Regions from separate parts of the Homo sapiens genome. Here all the other regions are linked to region 1. A link is a loop called in an ENCODE intact Hi-C map of the cell type or tissue named here. Cell type or tissue: PC-9. All regions are shown on one strand. Region 1 overlaps FAF1 (Fas associated factor 1). Region 2 overlaps FAF1 (Fas associated factor 1). Region 3 overlaps FAF1 (Fas associated factor 1).

The links. Peaks named below come from ENCODE experiments on the same cell type or tissue, not always from the same donor. Only the 100,000 strongest peaks of a DNase experiment are listed, where the experiment ranks them.
Region 2: it touches region 1 in a loop (11-fold over the local background); 7 of 110 quality-filtered maps call a loop at or near these places.
Region 3: a loop joins it to region 1, with 11 times the contacts of the local background. A loop is called at or near these places in 20 of 110 quality-filtered maps.

What each region holds. Positions count from the first base shown.
Region 1 is chr1:50,618,008-50,623,007 of GRCh38, forward strand. The region is part of intron 8 of FAF1 (Fas associated factor 1); the gene reads right to left. Among named protein-coding and RNA genes, the nearest start is that of FAF1-AS1, 180 kb to the left of the region's middle. In PC-9, a CTCF peak has its summit at 2,729 (motif pointing right); DNase peaks (open chromatin) are centred at 2,834 and 3,164; H3K27ac peaks cover 1,600 bases.
Region 2 is chr1:50,733,289-50,738,288 of GRCh38, forward strand. All of the region lies in intron 6 of FAF1 (Fas associated factor 1), which reads right to left. Among named protein-coding and RNA genes, the nearest start is that of FAF1, 220 kb to the right of the region's middle. In PC-9, CTCF peaks have their summits at 2,248 (motif pointing left) and 2,447; no DNase peak of the experiment used is centred here.
Region 3 is chr1:50,701,989-50,706,988 of GRCh38, forward strand. FAF1 (Fas associated factor 1) reads right to left here. Exons shown (of 19, transcript NM_007051.3): 7 at 3,798-3,903. Among named protein-coding and RNA genes, the nearest start is that of FAF1, 260 kb to the right of the region's middle. In PC-9, CTCF peaks have their summits at 2,239 (motif pointing left) and 2,440; no DNase peak of the experiment used is centred here.

The DNA of each region.
Region 1 (5,000 bases):
TTGTCATTTCTGATTGTATTTATTTAGATCTTCTCTTTTTTCCTTTGTTAATCTAGCTAGTAGTCTATCAATCTTGCTTATTTTTTCGAAGAGCCAACTCTTGTTTTCATCTTTTGTATGGATGTTTGCATCTCAATTTCATCATGCACTTCTCCAATTTTGGTTCTTTTCTTCTGCTAGCTTTGGGGTTTATTTGTTCTTTTAGTTTTTTTAGGTTTAATGTTAAATTGTTAATTTTAGAGCTTTCTAACTAATTAATGAGGGTGTTTAGAGCTATAAACTTTCCTCTTAACACTGCTTTAGCTGCATCCCAGAGATTTTGGTAATTTTCGCTAATACTGGTGTTCACTCAGGAGTTATTCTGGAGCAAGTTGTTTAATATCCATCTGTTTGTGTAGTTTTTAGAGTTTTTTTTTTTTTTTTTTTTGTATTTTCAGTAGAGATGGGGATTTACCATGTTGGCCAGGCAGGTCTCGAACTCCTGACCTCAGGTGATCAGGCTGCCTCGGCCTCCCAAAGTGCTGGTATTACAGGCATGAGCCACCGCGCCCGGCCACCTAAATCTTTTTTAATGCCAAAAACTTGTTTTATGAATCTGGGTGCTCCAATGCTGGGTGAGCATATATTTAGGATAGTTAAGTCTTCCTGTTGTGCTGTACCCTTTATCATTACATAAGGCCCTTTATTGTCCTTCTTAATTTTTACTAACATTTGTTTTATCGAATATAAGAATAGCAAAGCTTGCTTTTTTTTTTTTTTGAGACAGAGTCTCACTCTGTCGCCCAGGCTGGAGTGCAGTGGCACACTCTCAGCTCACTGCAGCATCTGCCTCCTGGGTTCCAGCGATTCTTCTGCCTCAGCCTCCTGGGTAGCTGGGATTACAGGCGTGCACCACCATACCACCATGCCCGGCTGATTTTTGTATTTTTAGTAGAGACAAGGTTTCACCATGTTAGCCAGGCTGGTCTCGAACTCCTGACCTCATGTAATTCACCAGCCTTGGACTCCCAAAGTGCTAGGATTACAGGTGTGAGCCAGCACACCTGGCCCCTTGCTCTATTATGTTTTATTTCTGCGTGGTAGATCTTTCTCCATCCCTTTACTTTGAGACTGTGGGTGTCATTATGTGTGAGATGTGTCTCTTGAACACAACAGATGGTTGGGTCTTATCTTTTTATTCAGTTTGTCATTCTGTGTCTTTTAAGTGAGGCGTTTAGCCCATTTATATTCAAAGTTAGTACTGATATATGTGATTTTGATCCTGTCATTGTGGTGTTAGCTGGCTGCTATGTAGACCTGATTGTATAATTGCTTTTCAGTGTCTGTGGGCTATGTGCTTAAGTGTGTGTTTGTTGTAGTGGTATCATTCTTTTGATTCCAAGTTTAGTACTCCCAGAAGGACCTCTTATAAGGCTGGTCTATTTGAAACACATTCCCTCAGCATTTGCTTGTCTGAGAAGGATTTTGTTTCTCCTTCACTTATAAAGCTTAGTTTGCTGGGATATGAAATTCTTGGTTGAAATTTATTTAAGGATGCTGAATATAGGCCCCAAATCTCTTTTAGCTTGTAGGGTTTGTGCTCACAGGCCTGCTGCTAATGGGGTTGTCTAGCCTGATTGGGTTCTCTCTGTATATGACTTGACCATTCTCTCTAGCTGCCTTTAAGATTTTTTCTTTTACATTGACCTTGGTGAATCTGATGAGTACATGCCTTGGGGATGGTCGTCTCATATAGTATCTAACCAGGGTTCTCTGTATTTCCTGGATTTGCATATCAATTTTTGTAGTGAGATTAGGGAAATTTTCATGGACTATATCCTCAAATATATTTTCCAAGTTGCTTATTCTCTCTCCTTCTCTCTTAAAAATGCCAATGAATAGTAGATTTGGTCTCTCTCTCTCTTTTTTTTTTTTTTTTTGAGACAGAGTCTTGCTCTGTCTCCCAGGCTGGAGTGCAATGGCACAATCTCGGCTCACTGCAACCTCTGCCTTCCAGGTTCAAGCGATTCTCCTGCCTCAACTTCCCAAGTAGCTGGGACTACAGGTGCCCACCACTACGCCTGGCTAATTTTTGTATTTTTAGTAAAGACAGGGTTTCACTATGTTGGCCAGGTTGGTCTCGAACTCCTGACCTCATGATCCGCCCGCCTCGGCCTCCCAAAATGCTGGGATTATAGGCGTGAGCCACCGTGTCCAGCCTAGATTTGGTCTCTTAACATAATCCCACATTTCTTGGAGGTTTTGTTCATTGTTTTAAATTTTTTCTTTATTTTTGTCTGAATGAGTTGATTTGAAGAACCAGTCTTTGAGCTCTGAGAGTCTTTCCTCCTCTTGGTCTATTCTGTTGTTCATACTTGTATTGTATTATGAAATTCTTGTAGTAAACTTAGCAGCTCTAGAAATTCAGTTTGGTTCTTTCTTAAAATGACTATTTCATCTTTCAGCTCTTGGATCATTTTGCTAGATTCCTTGGATTGGGTTTCAATTTTCTCCTGAATCTCAATGCACTTCGTTGACATCCAGATTCTCAATTCTGTGTCTGTCATTGCAGTCATTTTGGAATGGTTAAGAACCATTGTTGGGAAACTAGTGGACTTGTCTGGAGGTAAGGGGACACTGGCTTTTTCAACTGCGAGAGTTCTTGTGTTGATTCTTTATGTGTGGGTGAATTCTTGCACTTGGTTTCACAGGTGTATATATTAGCAGGATAATTTTTGTTTTTGCAGTTTGAGCTGCGATCCAGTAGATGGTGCTTAAGAGTAATGGCCAGTAGCTAGGCAAATATCCAGCCACATAGATCTTTTGTACTTTCTTGCATTCTCAGGTGTGCTCTGTGGTGTGGGAGGGGAGGAGATGGCTCCCTCACCAGGTCTGCTTCTGAGCCTTGGGGGTGCCCCCTCCAGTCACTGGCACTGTGCCTGCATTTTCTTTTGTTAGGTGTTCCGGGCCATGGGGCCCCCTCAGGCAGAGGCTGGAGCAGGGAGATATGCCGCACACTTTCCGGACCAGCCCTGTGGAGGGAGGCACACCCTGCTCCTACCCTAGTTCTCAGTCCTCTGATGGTGGGGGCTCCTCCCCTGCTCAAGTGTTGGTCTTAGATCTTGGCTCCATACTCCTAAGCTACATGCCACAGCCCTGGAAGTACCAGGAAGTCCCACAGCTCAGGGTGGGGTTATGGCTGTGCTGGGGTTTCTGATGTGCTCCTGAGTCACTGGGAAAATACTCAGGTGGAACAATGCACTCTGGCTGGGCTGCAAAGGGGGTGCTGTGTACACGCTCCTGCAAGGCAGCTAGGAATGGGCCTTCGCAGGAGCCAGTGAGCAGGAGGGCTTGCAGATATGCCCCAGTCTTACGGGGAAGTTAGCCCCGATCTTTCTTTTTTTCTTTTTTTTTTTTTTTTTTTTTTTTTTGAGATGGAGTCTCACTCTGTAGCCCAAGCTGGAGTGTAGTGGCGGGATCTCAGCTCACTGCAACCTTCGCCTCTGGGGCTCAAGTGGTTCTCCTGCCTCAGCCTCCCAAATACCTGGGACTACAGGGGCGCACCACCACACAGTTAATTTTTTTGTATTTTTAATAGAGACAGGGTTTCACCATGTTGCCCTGGGTGGTCTCGAACTCCTGAGCTCAGGTGATCCACCCACCTCGGCCTCCCAAAGTGCTGAGATTACAGGAGTGAGGCACTGCACCTGGCCCAGCCCCGATCTTTCTTAGGTTGGAGGTTACCTGGGGCCAGCACCTCCTAGAGGAAGATGAGGAGCCCTGGAGGGTGGGTGTCTATGGCTAATCTCTGCCAGAGCTGACCAGCACACAAAAGCTCCTGGGCTCCATGCCGACCACACTCCTGTCTGTCTTGCTCCCTAGAAAGATTCCCCTGCTGGCCAGGCACAGTGGCTCACGCCTGTAATCCCAGCACTATGGGAGGCCAAGGCAGGCGGATGGCCTGAGGTCGGAAGTTCGAGACCAGCCTGGCCAGTATGGTGAAACCCAGTCTCTACTAAAAATACAAAAATTAGCCGGGCATGGTGGCAGGTGCCTGTAATCCCAGCTACTCAGGAAGCTGAGGCAGGAAATCACTTGAATTCGGGAGGTGGAGGTTGCAGTGAGCCGAGATTACACCACTGCACTCCAGCCTGGGCAACAGAGCGAGACTCCATCTCAAAAAAAAAAAAATAAAAAGAAAAAAAAAAGAAAGATTACCCTGCCAGCTCACATGTCCATGGAGGATAAAGGGTCCGCCGTAGCTAGGCTGGTCTGTGGCAAGAGTGAGCTATCCCTCATTTCCTTAATACACCCCTTTCCCAAAAGCTATTCAGGGCCAAGAACTAGCACCAGCATTCAGATACTCCACACAAGGTTCCCAGCTTCCTCCCTTTTCAGCCTTGGCTTCAGCATCTCCTCACCAGCCACTCTTGGCATTTTCTCTCCTAAGAGTTGCCCAAATTATGCTGACTTGATGATTTGGTCTCTCTCGGTAGAAGTGGCACTTCCAGGCCGCATTTAGTTAGCTATCTCATCCACTCTCTTGAGAGTTACTTTTAAAGGATATTAGTACAATTGTCATCCAGGAATCTAATATTACTTGAAATTTACCTGTTTTTAATTGATCCATTTCATTTGCTGAAGGACATGTATTAGAATTTTACAGAATCATAAAATTTCAGAGTTAAGGGAAATCTTGGACTTGGGGGTGGGGAGGATGGTAAAGAGGAACAGAGAGGATTCCAGTATTTATTGGACACCTACTATGACCTCCTCTTTACTAAAGTGGGATATCCCTGAAAATACTGTGAGGAGTAGGGGAATTTGGCTTCTCTGGAGAACGTTTGATAGTATACCTGTGCACACCAGGAAGCAGTGGTAGGCACAATTGGTCATAAATGAGAGGTAGCTTGAAGTTTCTTTTAGATTCTACCCTTATTCCTCAAATCTTCCTCTAGGACCTGATTCTCTCCCTCATTATCTTGCACTTGGTGGTAATCCCATACTGTACCCTAGTTTTT
Region 2 (5,000 bases), 120 kb after region 1:
TGTAACAGTACTGAAATCTAGATCCCAGAAATGTTCTCCATCTGTCTCCAATCTTCTATTATTACACCTTTCCTACTGTCTCTAAACCTGTTACCTAATGTCATTTCAACACTTAATCCCTGGGCTCCACCCGTATCTCTCTGCTATGAACTGAATTGTGTCCCCCTAGAATTTATATGTTGACTCTCTAACACCCACTGTGACTGTACTTGGAGACAGCATCTTCAGGATACAATTCAGGTTAAAGGAGGTCATAAGGGCTGGGTCCTAATCTGATGGGATTGATGTCCTTATAAAAAGATGAAGGGAAACCAGAGTTCTCTCTCTCTCCTCTCTCTCTCTGCCATATGAGGACATGGCAGGAAGTTGGGCTTGTAAACCAGGAAGAGAGCTTTCAACAGGAACTGACTCTACTGGAACCTTCATCTTGGAGATTTCCAAACTCAAGAACAAGGAGAAATAAATGCCTATTGTTTAAGCTACCCAGTCTATGGTACTTTGTTATAGCAGCCCTAGCAAACTAAAACAGTTCCATACCCACTCTGCTGCCCAGGCTTGAGTGCAGTGTTGCAATCTCAACTCACTGCAACTTCCACCTCCAGGGTTCAAGCAATTCTCCTGCCTCAGCCTCCTGAGTAGCTCGGGTTACAGGCGTGCACCACCACACCCAGATAATTTTTGTATTTTTAGTAGAGATGGGGTTTCACCATATTGGCCAGCCTGGTCTCAAACTCTTGACCTCAAGCAATCCACTCACCTCGGCCTCTCAAAGTGTTGGGAATACAGGCGTGAGCCACTGCACTCAGTCTTTGGCCACATTTTCTATTTTGGTTTCACTTGTTTACATTTTTCCTACTTGCTGTCTCTTACTCCTTGTGCTTCCAATACTTCTCAAGTATCTTACCTTGACTTCTCCCTCAACTTCTCCTTCCTTCACCATCAAGTTTTCTGAAAATAACAGTAATCATTTCTTCATTTCTTGTTTATCCATGAAAATCTACTATAATCGAGTTCTCATTCTCACCATTCTACCAAAAATGATTTTAACAAAGTTATTAATTACTTATATTCCCAACCCAATGGCTTTTTTAATAATCAGCATCTTGGTTAGAATACACTTCAGTATTTTATACTGTTGGACATTTGAAACGAAAAACACATGTAGGCCGGCCAAGATGGCTCAAGCCTGTAATCCCAGCACTTTGGGAAGCCGAGGCGGGTGGATCACGAGGTCAGGAGATTGAGACCATCCTGGCTAACATGGTGAAACCCTGTCTCTACTAAATATACAAAAAATTAGCCGGGCGTATTGGCGGGCGCCTGTATTCCCAGCTACTCGGGAGGCTGAGGCAGGAGAATGGCGTGAACCCAGGGGGCGGAGCTTGCATTGAGCCGAGATCACGCCACTGCACTCCAGCCTGGGCGATAGAGCGAGACTCCATCTCAAAAAAAAAAAAAAAGAAAAAGAAAAACACATGTAGTAGTACAGAGACATATGATTTTGAATTACAGATAGGACACACACAAATGAAAAACTCCACAGGCAACTGGGACATGTGAGTTGCTAAATAGAGATTTGTAAGTTATCTATACATATTTAGAAATTGAAGAGTTGAGGGTAGATATCAGGGAGAAGGTACAATAAGAAAGACTGCTGAGAAGAGAACTCTCCAGAATACCAACATTTAGAGCAGGTGAAGAAATGAAGAGTTTAGGAAGGAATCTGGGTGAAGCAATCAAAAAGAACACCAGGAATGAGTTGGTATCTAAGAATATTTTCTATACAGGAATAACTTAAGAAAAGGCCTAATCATCTTAATAAATAGGTTACAGGCTACCTGAGGACACAGCTTGTTTTTATTAAGTAATCAATAAGTCATTGATGAACTGAATCTTTCCTGTAATAATATGAAACAGTATAATTAACAGTTTGTTTTCTCCTTCCTAATTTTACTGTGATTTATAATAGAATTTATAGTTGTATCACAGAGGCCACTGGAGTACTGCTTCACCCTTTCAATTAATTAGTGAAATCTGATTTCTTTTTTAAAAGGGCTTAAAATGCTTTTCAACTGTTACAAAGATTATGATTAAGAGTTTGCTCTTCGATTCTCAGAAAGCTTGAAATTCTGTTTTCTGAAACACATAATTTACTTTAAAAACATTCAGTTTACAATTATAGGCACTCATATGGTAATTTTGCTGCTCTTAGTTTATACCATTTCTTCCCCTAGAAAGAAATTATATTAATACAAAGACTCAATTACCAGGCACCCCCTAGTGGCAGTAAAATCAAGTTAAGAAGTTTTTTTGTTTTCTTGTTTTTTAACAGGACATGGTTTGAGATACAGTTTTCTGTATGTATACTTCTTTAACAAAACTTAAGAGTGAGACGGTTTGTCAGTGAACAATTTAATAACTATTTTATTTTATTTATTTTATTTAGAGACAGGGTCTTGCTCTACTGCCCAGGCTTAAAGTACAGTGGCATGATCTCAGCTCACTGTAACCTCAAACTCTTGGGCTCGAGCAATTCTCCTGCCTCAGCCTCCTGAGCAGCTAGGACTACAGGTACGTGCCACAACACCCGGCTATTTCATAAAAATTGTTTGTAGAGATACAGTCTCGCTATGTTCTCCAGGCTGGTCTCAAACTCCTATTGTCAAGTGATCCTCCCACCTCAGCCTCCCAAAGTGCTGGTGTTATAGGCATAAGCTACGGTGCCCGGCCAACATGTTATTTTATATCTACATTATATTAAATGATTAATAATATACTGTAACTAAGAGTGAATTCACACACTGAAATTTCATGCAAATTCTTAAGAATTATAAGTGAGGTAATATACGCCAATGCAATAATATATACATAAACCTTCCCATTTTACTCTACCAATTACACAGTTGTTATATTCATTTGCCAATTCCCAAATATAACACTTAGAATCATAATTATCTTTTTTCTCCTTTTTAGATTATAAATTAGGTTACAAATTACAAATAAGATTTCTAAGAATCCATCAATTGTAACAAAATTCTGCAAAAGCAAATCAGTTTGATTCATTATGAAGTCTAGTACAAAGCAAGTTTATCTGTCTACCATTTTTGATAATATGATATGCTATATAACTTACTAGGATATTGTTTGTTTGATTCTATTATATAGTTAAGATGTAAAGTGGCTGGGCACAGTGGCTCACGCCTGTAATCCCAGCACTTTGGGAGGCCGAGGTGGGAGGATCACCTGAGTTCAGGGGTTTGAGACCAGCCTGTCCAACATGGTGAAACCCCATCTCTACTAAAAATACCAAAAATTAGCCAGGCGTAGTGGTGGGCACCTGTAATCCCAGCTACTCAGGAGGCTGAGACAGGAGAATTGCTTGAACCCAGGAGGCGGAGGTTGCAGTGAGCTGAGATCATGCCATTGTACTCCAGCCTGGGCAACAAGAGCGAAACTCCGTCTCCAAAAAAAGAAAGAAAGAAAAAAAAAAGATGTCAAAATATTTTTATTTGATGAGTCACAAAATAAAACTCACAACTTAAAAATAATTATTACCATCAACTTTTAAGGTTCTGCATGGATTTTGTTTTGTTTTTTAAATTGTCTCCCACAAAATCAGCTTTCAATATATATGCTATTTTAAAAATCTCTAGTTTTATAGAAAGATACATTGAATAAACATACTAAAAGAAGTAAACCCTAGCTTTTAAGTTATGTGTTAATAAAAAGTACATTAACATAACTTTTACATTAGCAGGAGTCTCCATTTGTCCCTCCTCCCACTATGTTTTTTGTTCACCTTTGAACTTTTCTCTCTTATTCTTCCAATACAAAAAAAGAATCATTATAACTTGGTAAAAATCCACAAAGCCAAATAGAGAAGTATATTTTAATGCTAGATAAAGTACTCATTCTCCAATAAACACTGCATTTCAGCAGCACTGTAGACTCCTGCTTGCCTAGGGAGTGAGTGACTGGCAATCAAACTAAGGTCAGCTACATGGCAATGAAGAACGTTTCCATTAGCCCAGGTAGACATTTTGATAAATCCATTTAATCACGCTACTGGAAAGCAACAGATTATAAACAATGACATCTCCTGTCTGCTTTTAATTATGTGGATTACCTATTTTATGACAGTGATTACACTTTGTTAACTAACCTACAAAATAATGTTCTACATGACTAGATACAGAACCATACCTATAACTATTTAACTTAATTTCATCTGAGGTTCACATCAACATTATTATAAACACATGGACCATAAGTTTGTAGTTTGTAATTTTGTAACTGTGTGCAAATTCCACTTCCCATTAACATACGGTCTAAACATAGAAAATAAAGAGCAATCCAAGAACTCTTTAAATTCTTAACCCAAAACCAACTATTAACAGACCATCCAATACAACTACACAAGATTTAACTTTTTCAGTTCAGTGATTTCTACTTCAGTGAAGCCAAATTTAATTTTATTTTTGCTACTATCTACCTAAAAATCAAGACATTTGGCAAGTGGTGGGGGGAAAGCTTGACAATGTTCAAAATTTAGGGACACAAGTCTCCCTACCACAAAAAAATCACCAAGTTGTTGTATTTAAAAGAGAAAAATTTGTATCAACAACAGAAAATCTAAAAATAAACATAGTTCTGGAATAATACTGTATGAAAAGATTCCTCATAAAAATTATTATCACTAGCATAATCATCCACTATAGGTCAGTTTGCTTCATTAAACAATAAAAAACGTAATGTATAATTAAAAATTAAAATCATGTGATCATTGTATAAATGTATTGAGTTCCACTGTGAAAACTGAAAAAACAATGAGACCCTCTATTCCAGAGAGAAAATCTTAATAAAAAATTTACATCACCAGGCACAGTGGCTCATGCCTGTAATCCCAGCACTTTGGGAGGCCGAGGTGGGCAGATCACCTAAGGTCAGGAGTTCAAGACCAGCCCGACCAACATGGAGAAACCCCATCTCTACTAAAAATG
Region 3 (5,000 bases), 84 kb after region 1:
TCCATAATTCTGCACTAAAAATACTTAGGTTTCTTATTGTTATTCTGGGTCATGTGTATATTCCTTAAATTTATATGACATCTACAAAGAAAACAATATTTTGCCTAACAGAAGCTTCTGCAGTAGTAAGGCCGATAACAAAGAATCAGTTTCCAAGAAAAGTTGGCTTGATTTCAGAGACTTCATATCCTTTTCCACACCTGGGTTTTGGATTTGCTGAAAGCAAATCAATCTTTTTTCCCCTTAATTTAACCCACCCCAAGTGCATTTGTAACCACAGATCTTTAATAGTATTAGTGAGAATTACTAGAATCTGCACAATAAACTGTTGACAAATCTGAATTCTCAGCGTAAAAAAAATTCATTAAAATAAGGTAAGCCTGTTTAAATTTAAGGAAACTCACAATTTTAAAGTGTGACAAATAGTTAATTTAGGACCCAAAAAGGTTGAAAAGACAGACTATCACAGAGTTACTGTCACATTCTTTGATATTTTTTACAAGCTGTTTGGTCATAATGGAAAACAGAAAAGATTTTTCGTCTTTAAGACTACTTGCAACTCTCTCCATTCTGACCTTTTTATACTGTCACTGCTTTCTCCCCAACCAGGAGGATAATGTAACTGGAAGGATTTGTACAGAGTTTTAAAAAAACAAAATCAAAATGAAAACCCTCAATAACTAACTGGCTTAAATTAAAATCTAGAGCACCTAAAGGACACAAGTCACGCATTGTGAGGCAGCAGACCACAAAGCCAGAATGAACAAACACTTGTACAACTCTTGGTTTATCACCATTAACTTGCAATGACCATATGGTCATTGAATAGTTTATTTGAAATTCAAACTGCATTTTAGTTCTATTTTCTAACTCAGTATTTTAAAAAAATGTACTTTGTTCTAATTAAAAGTTGAAATCATAGTGCCTTTTTCAATCCTGTTTCATTTAATAGAAATTTCCCTCTGGGTGAAAAATAGTGCAAAGTTTTCTTTTAAAAATGCAAGGCTTTCAAAAATTAAAAAAAATATATATATAAAATACACTAAAAAAATGACCAGGAACCTTTGTGTTTTGAACATTTTTTCCTTTCCCTCAATTATATTAGTCAGGATTTATTCTTGGACCTATTAATACTGAAAAGAAATTCCTGAAACTGGTGAGATAGATTAATTTACAATTTAGCACATATGGTATCATTAAGCTTTCACATTAATAAAAGACAAATACTAGCATTATAAAATAAAACTACAAAATAGTTTCACAATTATATTTTTATCTTGATGCAATCAAACTAACTTTCCAATCATGCAACAAGAAAAAATGTACATACTTAAGTGTCATTGTGGATTGAATAGCTGTAGATAAGGGCACCTTGTCCTTCACCTGAAACTACCCCCTCCATCACAGGTGTTGCACAAGTTGAAGCAGAAAAGTCACAGAACTAGGCCCAGAGAGGTCCCACATCCTTTATCTAAGTTGTACAGAATAAAACAGCCTATGTGTACCTGTCTACTCACAGAGAAGCAAGTGACATAAGTAGCAACTGCATTTATTTGTTCCTGGCAAACTAGCATTTAAAAATATTATTTTAAATTAACTTAAAGGGAAAAAAAGGAAAAAGGAGAAGAAACCAAATTCTTGACAAGAAATACATAAGAATATCTGTCTTTGCAAAAATATTTCTGGAACATTTTTAAAATGACATTTAGAAAATGGTATAAAAAAGATTTACTGTTTTAAGTCCTTGAAGCTTAAGATATATTTGATAATCTACATAGCAGGCCACGGAGAACAGTTTCAGCCAACTGTGGCACACAATGGCACATTTACAGAATTTTAAATATTTCTTTTAATAATTGATGTAGTCATTTTGAATCATTCTGCATAGGATATCAGGTGTGAGCAGATTGCATTAACGCTGCTTAAACATTTCAACTTGTCAGTATGGCCAACTCGATTTCGGAAATATTTGCAGTATTTTCCCATCGAAACAGTAATAAAGGCAAAATAAATATATGCCACTACTTTATAATCACCGAACATTAATGAATATTTTATGTCTTTTTAAATCTCCCTGTTTAATTTAAAAGGGTGAAATTAAGTCTCCTCCCTGCAATATGCCAATTATCTGTAAATCAAACAATAACTTGGCCATTATGCTCCTTTTTGTTAATATAAGAGAAGCTAATTTGAAAACACTGAATAGCATTTTTAGGCTATCTGCTGAATAGTCCTTTCTGCCCTCTTGTGGGAGAAAGCTGAAACACACTCAAATAACAGAAACTAGGGGTGGGGGTTGAGAGGGTGGCAGCAAAATTATGGCTAGAAAATTCAACCCCGAAGGAAAAAAAGGCAAACTATATTTATTCATCATACATTATACTATTCTTCAATTATCAAGTCAGCAATAAAATGAATTTACCTCTTATCTTTGTCATGTTGGTTAAACTGAAGTTATTTTAAATCTAAATTTCCTTGTTTCATATATTCACATATACAATTTAGATTTTACTATCCTGTAAAATTTCAGATGCTATAATAACTCGGAGATGGAGCCACGGCAAAACATTATTTCTACCATAAAAACACAAATGATTCTTCAAGGAATTAAGTTTTTTAATTTAGAGAATAAAATACTCATTATGGAGGTTGAAAATGAAATTACAATTTATACATATTTAAAATCCTGAAAAAAAATTAAATAACGCAAACCTACAATTCAGTTTAGGAATCAGATCAGAAAAAAATTTTAAAGAGTTTAGTTTCTAGAGTCAACAAACTATTCAAGTAATCAATGAAGAAAATAAAGCAATGAGTTATTCATGTCAAATTCAGAAGCTGAAATTCATTAACACAATATAAAAAAGGAAACCATTAATAGTCTACAGAAACAGTTCATATATTTCTGAAAGAAAACACTAGGGTGAAAACTGGTTCTTTCAAAATGACATTAAGTGATTATTTTAAGAAATGTAGTCTAAGAAAAACATTATAAAATAATCCAAGATTAAGCATGATTAATTCTCTTTAGAAAAATTAGTAGACAAATGACTGTTGCTTTCATAACTTATAAGGTGTAATGCAACATAGTCATCATTTCAATGTTTCTAAACATAAGTCCTGTCATAGCCTTAAATGTTCCCCCCACCCTCCATGAAGATAGAATTACTAGCTTTTAGGTGGCTGGGGCCCAAGGCATACCAACAAGGTACCTCTTCTCTCTTGGGGGAGGTTCTCTTTTGAAACAGTGGCCCTGGTTGGTCGTGTTGAAGAAAATACTGACACTATAAATAGACTCTTCTCATATTCTAAGCTAAAAGATAGTCTCCAACAGCATCTTAGGCATACTGCCCAAGGGCAGGATGGAGCTGCTTAAGAAAAGTCCCCTCAAATTCCTTTTAGAAACAGGCAGAGTACACAATATAAATAATTATTTGAGAGCAACCTTTCAAATAAAATATAAGCATCCTCCAAAATGAATGTTGTCAACAATTTCCATAGTATTTTGAATAATGACTATAAAACCATGAAATATATTACATAATAATCAGTTATTTTTAAGCAGCGTTTCAAGTTGACTAGTTTAAAAATTATCAAGAGTTCCCATTTACATCTTTCTAGGTCAAGTCATTTAGTATATCTACAGTAATCATTGATGCTCCAGTTAATTAAAATTTAAGAACCCAATAATGAAACATAAAGAGAATTTCCAACCAGAACAGATAAGCCCTCTTTAACAGGGTCAACATTAGCTATAATGAGCTACCTTTATTTCTTAGCTGTGAGACATAACTCACCTCTTGAATAGTACTGCTTCCTGAGAAGTTCAGGTTGTACTCCCGCTGGACTTCTCGGTGGGTGATGATCAGCATGAAGTTTTGATTTAATGACTCCTGCAGGGCACTGAAAGGGTTGAAAGAAAAACAAGGAACTCAGAGATGAACAAGTTCTAGCTTGCTTTACAGCTAGCTGCAAAAACCCCAGGAGTACCCTAACCTCCACACAGGCATGTCTGGGCCCAATGTTATCATATTTTCAGCTCCTAAAGGCAAGAGAACACACTGAGAACAACCAAGGGGAGCTAACCTGTTAACTCTTTCTCTACCAAGGTGTTTTTAAATTTCAAGTCTAAATGCTTTGTATACTTAAGAATTTTCTACAAGTCATAGGCTAATTCATAATATCTGCATACGTATCTCCTCCAACAAAGCTGTCAATTATATCAACTCCAAATATGCTACTAAAATGTATATTCAAAGACTCTGGTTCAATTCCAAGTGAAACAGCTGTTCTAGAATAACAGAAGTATGAAACTATTATTTATATTCATGAATCTGATTTCAGTCAAAATTCAGAAGATATTGAAATCTACAGAACTTCAATTGTTATGTAAAAATTCATTCAAAATAATTGTGCTTTCACTTAGGACTCAGTAATACACAGAATTTAGAAACTGGAGAAATCATAGCAACATTTTGTAAAGCCTATAACAAAGTTCCAAAATTTAGAAATTTATCAGAACCATGAAGAGTATTTGAAATTAGTGAAAAAATCAAGAAATGTAAGTCATGGTTCTATTTTTATCTCCTCCTGGAACTGTCAATTATATCAAATTCCAAATATGCTACTAAAATGTATACTCAAAGACTCTGGTTCAATTACAAGTGAAATACAGAAGTATTAAACTAATATTAAATGAGTATTAAACTAATATTAGAAATATTATTTTCATCAGTATTGAAAATAAAGACCTATCATCAGTATGCCTGAATAATTTCTACTGTCTGTCTCAAGTGTAATTTTGCCATGCCTATGGTACCAGGAAAATATTTTGGGTGTGCTCCATGGTTTTAACCTTCAACTTTCCTCCTTTGCCCATCTGTAACTATGTGACAAATACACACACAACATAAAGATCAGAATTAGACAGATAGGACGGGCACGGTGGCTCACGCCTGTAATCCCAGCACTTTGGCAGGCCGAGGCCAGTGGATCACGAG